Regions from separate parts of the Mus musculus genome. Here regions 2 and 3 are each linked to region 1. Evidence: chromatin contacts called from ENCODE Hi-C or POLR2A ChIA-PET data. All regions are on one chromosome and are shown on one strand. The core of a region is the stretch at or near the end of the contact, and the rest is flanking DNA. Distances in the headings are between cores, read along the strand shown. Region 1 holds the start of Ptdss1 (phosphatidylserine synthase 1). Region 2 holds the start of Zfp712 (zinc finger protein 712). Region 3 holds the start of Zfp708 (zinc finger protein 708).

Region 1 (3,042 bases), core at 300-2,799:
TAGCCTATAGAGTACAGTACATTGGAAATGATGGGTATTGGCTTGTGCTTCATGGGAGGCATCCACTGGGATGTGTGTCAACAGCGACTGCTGATGCTGTGGCATTGAGGTGGTGTTTGAGACTGGGAGAAGAGTTACATTAGATGACTTTGGGAAATGTATATAAAAGGAAAAACAGTGTGGTGCACCTCACATGTACATTTGTGTGTGTGCCTGGTAATACTGAATGCCAGAGGATTTTTCTGTGTATGGTGTGTGTTTTATGTGTGTAGTGTGAGTTGAAGGAGGTTCAATCATGAAATGGTTCATGCCATTTGCTGGAGACAGACCACGGATGAGTGGTTAGAGATCAGAGCCTTCTGATAGTGACAGAGAACGATACAGAGCAAGGGGTGTGGATCACCCAGCTAGGTGACCTGCATGAGTTCCTGGTGTGGTCCGACGTAGTGAATGAGAAAGATGGGATTTGGACATGAGGGGTGGCAGGTGGAAAAGTAGGCGGAGAGGACTGTAAGCCACGCGGTAGGCAGAGGAGCTGTGTGGCCCTTGTGTCCCCGAGCTTGCACGCGTGGAACAGCTACTCACTTCCTTACCACCAGCCACACCTGGCCACCCTCCCCTCTACTGCTTCTCGGTCTGTCGTCTCTGTCCTCCTCTCCCCGGCGCTCCGCGCGACTCCAGGCCAGACTTACCTGGTGAAGGCGAAGTACATGAGGCTGATGATGGTGAAGCTGAGCAGGGTGATGGTGTGCGGCCGGTAGAAGAAGTCTATGGTGATGTCCTCCACTTGCTGCTCGTTGATCATGCGGAAATGCATCCTGTAGTTCACATCATCCTTGCTCAGAGTCCTGCTCCCCACGCAGGACGCCATAGTTCTTCTCCCCGTCCTGCCGCGGCCCCGGAGGCCCCGGCCCTAGAAGGCTGGGACCCCGGCAGCGACGGACCGCAGCAGCGAAGGTGCCTGACGCTGGGGCGGGGTCTGGCACCCTGAGAAGGGTGCTAGCCCAGGGAAGGACCCGCGCGCGAGGGCGGGGTCGCGGCGCCACCACCGCGTCCCGGAGCAGGGGGAGAAGGCAGCCTGAAGAAGCAGCCTAGTAGGGCGACATCGTAGAGCTCTCACCCTCCCCACATTACGGCGGAGTGACTGATCCTGGGAACGCGGCGACCAGCTCCAGGGCCTGCAAACCCCAGGCCAGCTCTGTCCCGGTCCCCCGCGGCGTCCCTTCCCGCGCCGCCGCAGATGGTCTCGCCCATTCGCAGCGCAGCCCACGTGGGGGGCGGTGCCGGCCTAGCGTGGCGAATCGCCGGCTTGCGAAGCTACGGTGCACCGTATCCCCGGCGTAGGTTGCACGGTCGCTGTGAAGCAGGAGCGCGAGACCGCCGCCCGGCCGGATTACTGTCCGGCCTACCTGTACCCAGCAGCGTCCGGGAGCCTCGCGGCTTGGTAGGTATCGGTGACCCGGAGAGGAGGTTCGGGCTCGATCGGTCGGTACCTAAACCTTGTGGTGGCAACGTCGCCGGGCTTGTTCATCAGCTTCAGACTAAGGCCCCGAGGATGTCCCGGCTTCCTGCGGAAGTCCTTCCCGGATAAAGCCGGTTGGTTAAAGAGTCTAAGGACTGCGGCTGCGCTGCCCAGAGGCCCTTTATTACGAAGTGCATCTTTCATCATCGGAGCTCGGGATTAGTTGTAAAGATTTTGAACCTAGAAAAGCCTGTTTCGGCTCTTGTTCCTATTCCTAACAACAAAACAAGAGTGCCCGGTAACCGCTGAGAGCTGGCGTACCCTACTAATGAACTTGAGAGATTTTAAGGATTTTTTTTTTTCTTTTGCCCTCTTAATGTACATACCGTAAGGCGTTATTCACGAGTGCACATCTTTACTCGTTTCTGAGTCCTTTGTGTCTTTATTTGTCCTGGACTCACTTCCACTCAACAAACTGGAACCCTCCAAACCTCTAGCTTGGTGCTGAAAAGACCCTGGGAAGGTGGGTCTCGAGAGGGGGCGGGACTGTGCTGTCCTTCTGCACAGACTATCAATCATTGACATTGCTGAGACAGCAAATTTATGTGAAAAGGAGTGCACTGGCAAGTAAAAGTGGAGGGTGAACATTATTAGTCTTTAGCACTCAGATCTTTGAATGCAAATAGAATTTAACAGAGTCTACTAAATGTGGAAAGGGTATTGAATTTGATTCTGGACAGACTCTAGAATGAAATTGGGGTTCTGGGAGCTGGTTTGTAAGTACCCTAGAGCCCTTATTGTAATCCCCAACATTATAAAAAGTACTTTGATGCTGAGAGTGGACCAGTGTTTTTTTCTAGAATAGCATACGTAAAAGCATGTGGAGAATAGTGTCTGAACCTCCATCATCGTGGGCTACAGTGACATATCCAGTCTTGACTGTCAGGACCCCCACTTGTAGATTGGACCTGCCTGGCTGTGCTGAAGTTTCTCTCGAAGCTTGGTCTTGTCTAGGTGGCACAACTTAGTTCCTACTTTAACTATTTTGGAGATGAGAGGGAGTTTGAGGGGAAAATTGGCAGGCTTGGAAGCCCCTTTCCAACTAAAGTTTAGCAAAAATTGCCTATTCCACAAGGTTATTGCCAACACCGCCTTCCTATACCACTTCAGAAGGAAAGATTTGCCCTTGTATTATTCTTAGCAAGCATCCCCCAACTATAACAAGAGATTAAACTCTCAAATGTTTCTTCCTATTCAGGACATAAAACTATCTGAATCCTCTGGCTAGAGAAACAGAACACAACGGCATAAGTAAGAGTTAATTGACAGTTACAGGTTTTTTGTCTGTTTAGTTGAGAATACTGCTGGCTAACATTTATTGAGCACTTTCCATTTATTCATTTATTTGAGCCGTGTCACACTTGTAGAACTTTGAGCAATCTTGCCTCAGGCTTCTGAGTGCTAGGATTACAGGCATGACCTCCCCACTCCACGCTCCTTTATAGTGATTATTTTAATTAATATTTAGGTATTGTACTCAGTTCTTTCTGCTGTTTTGGTTTTGGAGTTGGTTACTTGTT
Region 2 (3,224 bases), core at 567-3,066, 130 kb before region 1:
TCCATGGCTTGGAAGGCCTTCTGGTGGGAGGTTGGATGTGGCTCATTAGGAGAAAGCCTATCTCATCATTCAAGCAGGGCAGGCCTTTATGGTCAGAGATAGTCTATGGATTTAGAGCTTTATTGTAGAAAGGCAGGGAGAAAGGAGAGAAGGTAGAAAGAGAGAGAGAGTCTGGCCATGGCTATGTGGAGAGAGCAGGAAGGGAAAGAGAGAAAGAGAGCTAGGGAGTAAGAAAGGTGAAAGCTTAAGAGAGTGAGGTGGAGCCAAGCAGCCCCTCTTATAGTGGGCTGGCTATCTTTCTGTTGCTAGGTAACTGTGGGGCGGAGTCTAGCCAGAATGCCAGCAGCTTGGGACATTGTCTATGTCACTGATAGCCACAAGCCTCTCCTTTGGGGACTGTTGGGGGCGGTAACTTCGACAGGAGCTAGGGGTCCAGGAGACATGATCGAATGCCTTCTGTCCCATGTAGGTGAAAATTACCACCCACCGGGTCCCACCGGGGTTCAAGACCTAACTAAGTTCGACTGGAGACCAGGCTGTCTCTGTGCATAGCCCATTGCCCCACAATTGAATTCTAGAACAGTTTGAGTTTGAGATTTAGCAATGCCCTGTCATTGAGTTAGCAAAGACATTTTAAGATTAACTGCTTTGTGTGTCTGTGTTTTTTATCCAAAGATCCAGTATTCTCTAGGTGAGGGGCTGATAGCACTGCCTGTTCCCAGAGCTTAGGTGGGGTAGCAAAAGGTACATGTAACACTTTAGTATGCAAGTTTACTCAAAGCATATACATTCTGTGATCTCATTTTCTGAATCTGTTTTGTTTTTGAGTGGGGAGTCATGTATACCAAACATGTTTCAAACTTTCTATATGTCTATAGGTGACCTCGGACTCCTATTCCTATCTCCAGTAACCAACATCTGGGATTTTCAACATGTAAAACCACACTTGCTTCTATACAATCATCTTTAGTTTGAAGTTCCAGTTATTTGGACCAACACTTTTTCACATGTTCATTGTCTGTTTTCATTTCTCATTTTAAGAATTGTCTTCTCAAAATATTAGCTCATTTTTTTAATCCATGTTTGCCTTGTGATGTGAAACATTTTGGGGTGGGTGAGATAGCTCAGAGGTTAAGAGCACTAGCTGCTCTTCCGAGGGTCCTGAGTTCAAATACCAGCAACCACATGGTGGCTTACAACCATCCATAATGAGACCTGACTCCCTCTTCTGGTGTGTTTGAGGACAGCTACAGTGTACTTACATATAATAATAAATCTTTTTTAAAAACAAAACAAAAACAAACAAACAAACACAGCTGGGCAGTGGTGGCGCACACCTTTAATCCCAGCACTTGGGAGGCAGAGGCAGGAGGATTTCTGAGTTAGAGGCCAGCCTGGTTTGTAGAGTGAGTTCCAGGACAGCCAGAGCTATACAGAGAAACCCTGTCTGGAAAAACAAACCAAACCAAAGCAAAGCAAAACAAAAACAAAAACGAAACATTTTGTAGGAAGCAGGTTGAGTTTTAAAATCACAATATATGGACCCAAAGTATCCAGTACACATAATAAACAATGCTGTCAAAGGTTCAACCCATACTCATTTTGAAAATTTAAACGCGGTACCCTGACTCCCCGTGGCTATCCACCTTCAGAAGTGGCTTGTTTCTACCCATTCTCTTTGGCAAACAGCCTGACAGTAACTTGGGAACGTTTCAAATCACCTACCACGGCTTTGTGAAACTCGCTCGCAGAGAATTGTGGGAAATGTAGTCTCGTCCGCGGCGACGTCACAAACAGGGACTCTGGGAAGGGCGCTTCCGTGTTTCTTCTGCGCCTGTGTGTGTCTCCCTCTCTGGCGGTCTTCTCCAAAGTTGGGCCAGTGTCGGGTCCTGTGCGCGCTCTGGTAGCATCTCTGGCATGGAGGTTGGTCCCAGGATGTAGCGCAGCCAGAGGGACGTTGCGGGGTGGGCGGGTCCGCCTTGGAGGGAGGCGGGAAGAAGTTGAATGGGAGGTACTGTGGTGACCTAGGCTTGTCCATTCCGGTGCTGGTTAACGCTGGAGGAGGGATGGAGCTGGGAGTGGCCTCTCTTTTAAGGTGCCGTTGCCCTGTTCTGTCCTGCACTTCTGGGGCAGGAGAGCTGGCTCGGTAGCCTAGGAATGGAGAAGGGTGCCTGGCAGGGTGCATCTGCTGTCAGCTTGTGCCTGAGGTGTGGAAGCATGCCCTTAGCTGACACTGTCTCGATGGCTTCTGTTATCCGGAATTTAATAGATGTATATACAATGCAGTCCGATCAAATCCACCCCTACTGTCCCCTACTTCAACAGTACCAGGTATCTCCCAAAATGCTCCACTCCCAATTTCCTGTCCTGGTGGTTTTGTTTTTGTTTTATAACCCACTGAGTCCACTTAGTATTGCTCTAGTGTGCATACCTGTGTGTATGGGGCGGGGAAGGGAGGGCGCACAGGACATCCCCTAGAACGTGGACGCTCACTGGCCACACCTCCAAGCAAAATAAACAAACAAACAAACAAACAAAACGAATCTCTTTTTCAGTGGTCATGAATTCCAACCGATCCTTAGCTAAGGGTGGGGCCTTGTGAACCCCTCCCCTTTCCCTGTTGAAGTTTTGACTGACGTTATTTGTGTGTTATGCTGGTAACCATAGCTACCTTTTCCCCCTTCCTATTGCCATCCTTTTGTGTTTGTATTGGGATTTTGAGTCAGTTTCTTGTGTAGTCCAGGCTGCCCTGAAGTGTTCTGTGTAGCTGATAGTGACGTTAACTTCCGTTCCTCCTGACTTCTCCTCCTCTTTACTCCTCTGTGCCCTAGGAAGATGGCCATCTGTCACTTTGTTCTTTCCTTTGTGACTTGCCCCTTAAACCTTCTCTATTCTTTCAGATGACTATTAAGCCATAACTTATTGGTTAAGACAGGATCTAATTACTAATTTGCTTAGGAAATGGCAGAATTTCACTGGGTATATAAACAACATATGAGATGTAGAAAAGAAATTTGGAGATGCTCATATATTTATTTTAATTTATAAATATCAGTGAAGGATGCTTTGCTAAATATTGATCAAGACACCATGCCATGTTCCATTTATAGTGAGTTTGAGTGTTGTTTGTTTATTAACTGTTGGATTTCTTAAGTTGCCTCATAACCAGAGAATTTATATTAAGAAGAAAGACATATTATAGGGATGAAGGCATAAAAGTAGAA
Region 3 (3,014 bases), core at 49-2,548, 150 kb before region 1:
TGCATGTTGAAAATTGCTTTATAGCAGGGCGCGGTGGCACATGACTTTAATCCCAACACTCGGGAGGCAGAGGCAGGCAGATTTCTGAGTTAGAAGCCAGCCTGGTCTACAAAATGAGTTCCAGGACAGCCAGGGCTACACAGAGAAACCCAGTCTCGGAAAAGAAAAAAAAAAAAAAAAAAAAAAGGAAGGAAGGAAGAGAAAAAAGAGAAAATTGCTGTTATATAGACTTCCAGCAGAAGGTGTGGTCCAGATTAAAATTGTTATCTTCCCACCTCAGGATTGGAATTAAAGGCATGTATTTCCACCTGTTGCAGTAATTCCCCAACCCTGATACCCCAATAAGTCTATGCAAAAACCACACAACTCAGTTACATTATTTACAAGCTGCACGCTTAGACTGAGCAGATTTATCACTACACTACTCTATTCCCCAGCTGTGAGATCCCACATTATTTGCTGCCTCTCAGGGCCTTGTGGTTCTGCTCCATCTTCCTCTTATCTTCTCTTCCTCAGTCTTCTTCCTCCCTCGCTCCCTACTCTTCCCTCACTTCCTAAAACCTCTAGCCCCACCTTTCCCTTCCACTGCCCAATCACAGGCTCTAGTCTTTATTTGACCAGTTAGAATGGGGAGAAGGTTCACAGGAAATCACCTGAGTATGTGATCCACTCCTCTCAGGGGCAACCCCTCTTGAGGAAGCTGAATTAACATCAGAATACAAACAGCACCAGGGCAACCCACAACATCTACCTCACAAGTCATGACTAGAAGTGGATCCACCCACTTCAAACAAACAAAAATCCCTCAAAGGTGTCCCTTGTATTTCTTCTGGATTCCATCTAATTCTAGATGTAGTCAAGTACCAAGAATAGAAATCACAGGAGAAAAGAGTTTATTTGGTTTACATAACCTGGATTGCTGTCCATTGGAAGAAGCCAAGGCTGGAATTCAAAGAGGGCAGGAACCCGGAGGCAGGAGCTGCTGATGGTTTTTATTTTAAATCTAGTATAATTGAGTCAATGAGTTTTCCTCCTGCCAAAAGACTCTAGGAACCCCAGAGCTTTTTAGGTAACGTCTTTGATCAGAGTAAGAAGTAAACCTAATACAAGTTGCCGTCAAAGGCTGGATTTATATTCCCACAAGACCTTTGTAAATTTGAGACTTAAAAAGCAGCCTAATCCAGTGACAGGCTATAAATAGTTCTCCCTGACTTTGGTTCAGGGCAGTCCTTCGCGTAGACTTCTGGGAAATGTAGTCTCTCTTAGCATGACTCCGCTAGACCGGACTCTACTCCTCTGTGCTTCCGGTTCATTTTGCTTTTGTGTTTCTCCAAACTCTGCGGCTTTCTCAAAGTTGGAACAGTGTGGCTTGCGCTCCGCGCTCGACATGGAGGTTGGTCCCGGCTGCAGCCTAGCCTTGCAGGCCTCATGAACTATACGGGTGGGCGGGCCCGGGGTGCAGGGAGCCGGGGAGGGCTGGGCGGGAGGCGGAGAGAAGCCCACGTGGTCCTGCAGTGCGGACCTAGGCTTGGCCAGAGTGCAGGGGTGGGGCGCACGCACGGTGCAAGGAGTGATTGCTCTGTTAGGACAGAGCGGCTGACAGAGTCAATCATGTGTTTCAGGGACCTGAGAGGTGGCCTGCTACTGCGAGAATGGAGACTGGAAAGTCTAGGGTTGGTAGAGCAGGGTGGCTTGGCTGACCGTGCCAGAGGCAGGCTGTGATGAGAGCTCATACCCCACCTTGGCTGGGGAAGCTTGCTGTTAACTAGTTTTCACATTGCTGTTGTCAGATCCCTCAGGAAATCTAGAGCAAGTGGGTTTTTCTGGGCCCTCCCGTATTCAATGAGAGGCCCAGGACTCTGATTTTGAGTTCGTGTGGCTCATAGTTTCCAGGACAGTGAGTTCTGCGGGGGAGTTTGGTGTATGGGATGTTCGTCCCGTTTTCTTTGTGATAAATTGTTAGTTTTCAGGGCGGCTCACTTTGGATAGGAATCACTCCTTTACCCACTGTGACAGAACCCTCACATTCACACACCTGTATGAGGAAAAAAAAAAAAATCTCATCGAGGGGGCACTCTGAACTTTGTCCCAGCTATCACTGATCCTACAACACTGCAGAGTGGAAAATACTAGAGATTATTACCACATACAATTGCACCGGAGACTGCGATGTCAGAAATTTGGTGTTGTGTGGAAAGATTGAGAGTGAAGTTGAAGAGCTGTGGCTCACTCAGGGTCCTGTGATTGTATACAGCCAATGCTCACCCTGCCCTTTGTATACAGCCGCTGCTCATCCTGACATTTGTACTGTTTTTGCCACACTTCAGTCAAATTGATTTGTGTGCTGGAGACTGACTTACAGCATTAAAATCTATACCTGAGAAGCATGGGCTTTAAACTACATCAATACCAATACTTTCTATGTATCATCTAACAATCATTAAAATATGGACATTTTCTAATTAATGTCACTAATCTGCAGGAAACTAAGAATGTGCCGTTTTACACTGTTTAAGGTGTGAAAAGTACATTTTCTTGTACCTTAAATCTCGTTTCCTACAATGTAGAGGTGATACAGCAATAAGCACAATTATATTATAGGTCACAACACATAGATGTTTGATATCTATCTATCTATCTGTCTGTCTATCTACACTTTTACTTAATATATTTCTTAAACAGATCTATGATTGAAAATAAAACATCAGTGTATGCTGTGCTGTTTCCTGTTACATCTGCATTTGGGAGGTGGAAGCAGGAAATACAGTCCTTTGGGCATATGCTGAGTCTTATGTTGACTTATTCTTTTAGCTTTTTGTGGGTTCTCCATACTGATTGCCAGAGTTGCTGTACCAAGTTGCAGTCTTAGCAACAGTGACTGGGAGGTTCATTTTTTTCCACTCCTTCCCAGGATTTTTTTTGTCAGTTGTTTTGTTGATCTTAGCCTTTCTGACTGTAGTAAGAAGAAATCTCAAAGTTGTTTTGATTTCCTTGATGGTTAAGGACGATGAACA

What was found. Hi-C counts contacts between places; a loop is a spot of excess contacts on that map. ChIA-PET counts read pairs that join two places held with the same protein, here RNA polymerase II (POLR2A).
Region 2: a loop to region 1 is called in a map of heart, with 3 times the contacts of the local background. The contact joins the promoter of Zfp712 here to the promoter of Ptdss1 in region 1. A Hi-C loop is called at or near these places in 2 of 37 maps with a recorded cell type or tissue (both heart). POLR2A ChIA-PET finds 5 or more read pairs at or near these places in 2 of 5 experiments (Patski and embryonic stem cell).
Region 3: a map of heart shows a loop between it and region 1 (3-fold over the local background). The contact joins the promoter of Zfp708 here to the promoter of Ptdss1 in region 1. A Hi-C loop is called at or near these places in 4 of 37 maps with a recorded cell type or tissue (heart, left cerebral cortex and v-Abl transformed pro-B cells). POLR2A ChIA-PET finds 5 or more read pairs at or near these places in 2 of 5 experiments (Patski and embryonic stem cell).

What each region holds. Positions count from the first base shown.
Region 1 is chr13:66,931,337-66,934,378 of GRCm38, reverse strand. Ptdss1 (phosphatidylserine synthase 1) reads right to left here and starts at 1,549. Exons shown (of 13, transcript NM_008959.3): 1 at 693-1,549. The coding sequence starts at 871. Mterf3 (mitochondrial transcription termination factor 3) reads left to right here and starts at 1,307. Exons shown (of 8, transcript NM_025547.4): 1 at 1,307-1,444.
Region 2 is chr13:67,059,762-67,062,985 of GRCm38, reverse strand. Zfp712 (zinc finger protein 712) reads left to right here and starts at 1,816. Exons shown (of 4, transcript NM_001166218.1): 1 at 1,816-1,923. The coding sequence starts at 1,918.
Region 3 is chr13:67,079,829-67,082,842 of GRCm38, reverse strand. Zfp708 (zinc finger protein 708) reads left to right here and starts at 1,298. Exons shown (of 4, transcript NM_001012448.2): 1 at 1,298-1,393. The coding sequence starts at 1,388.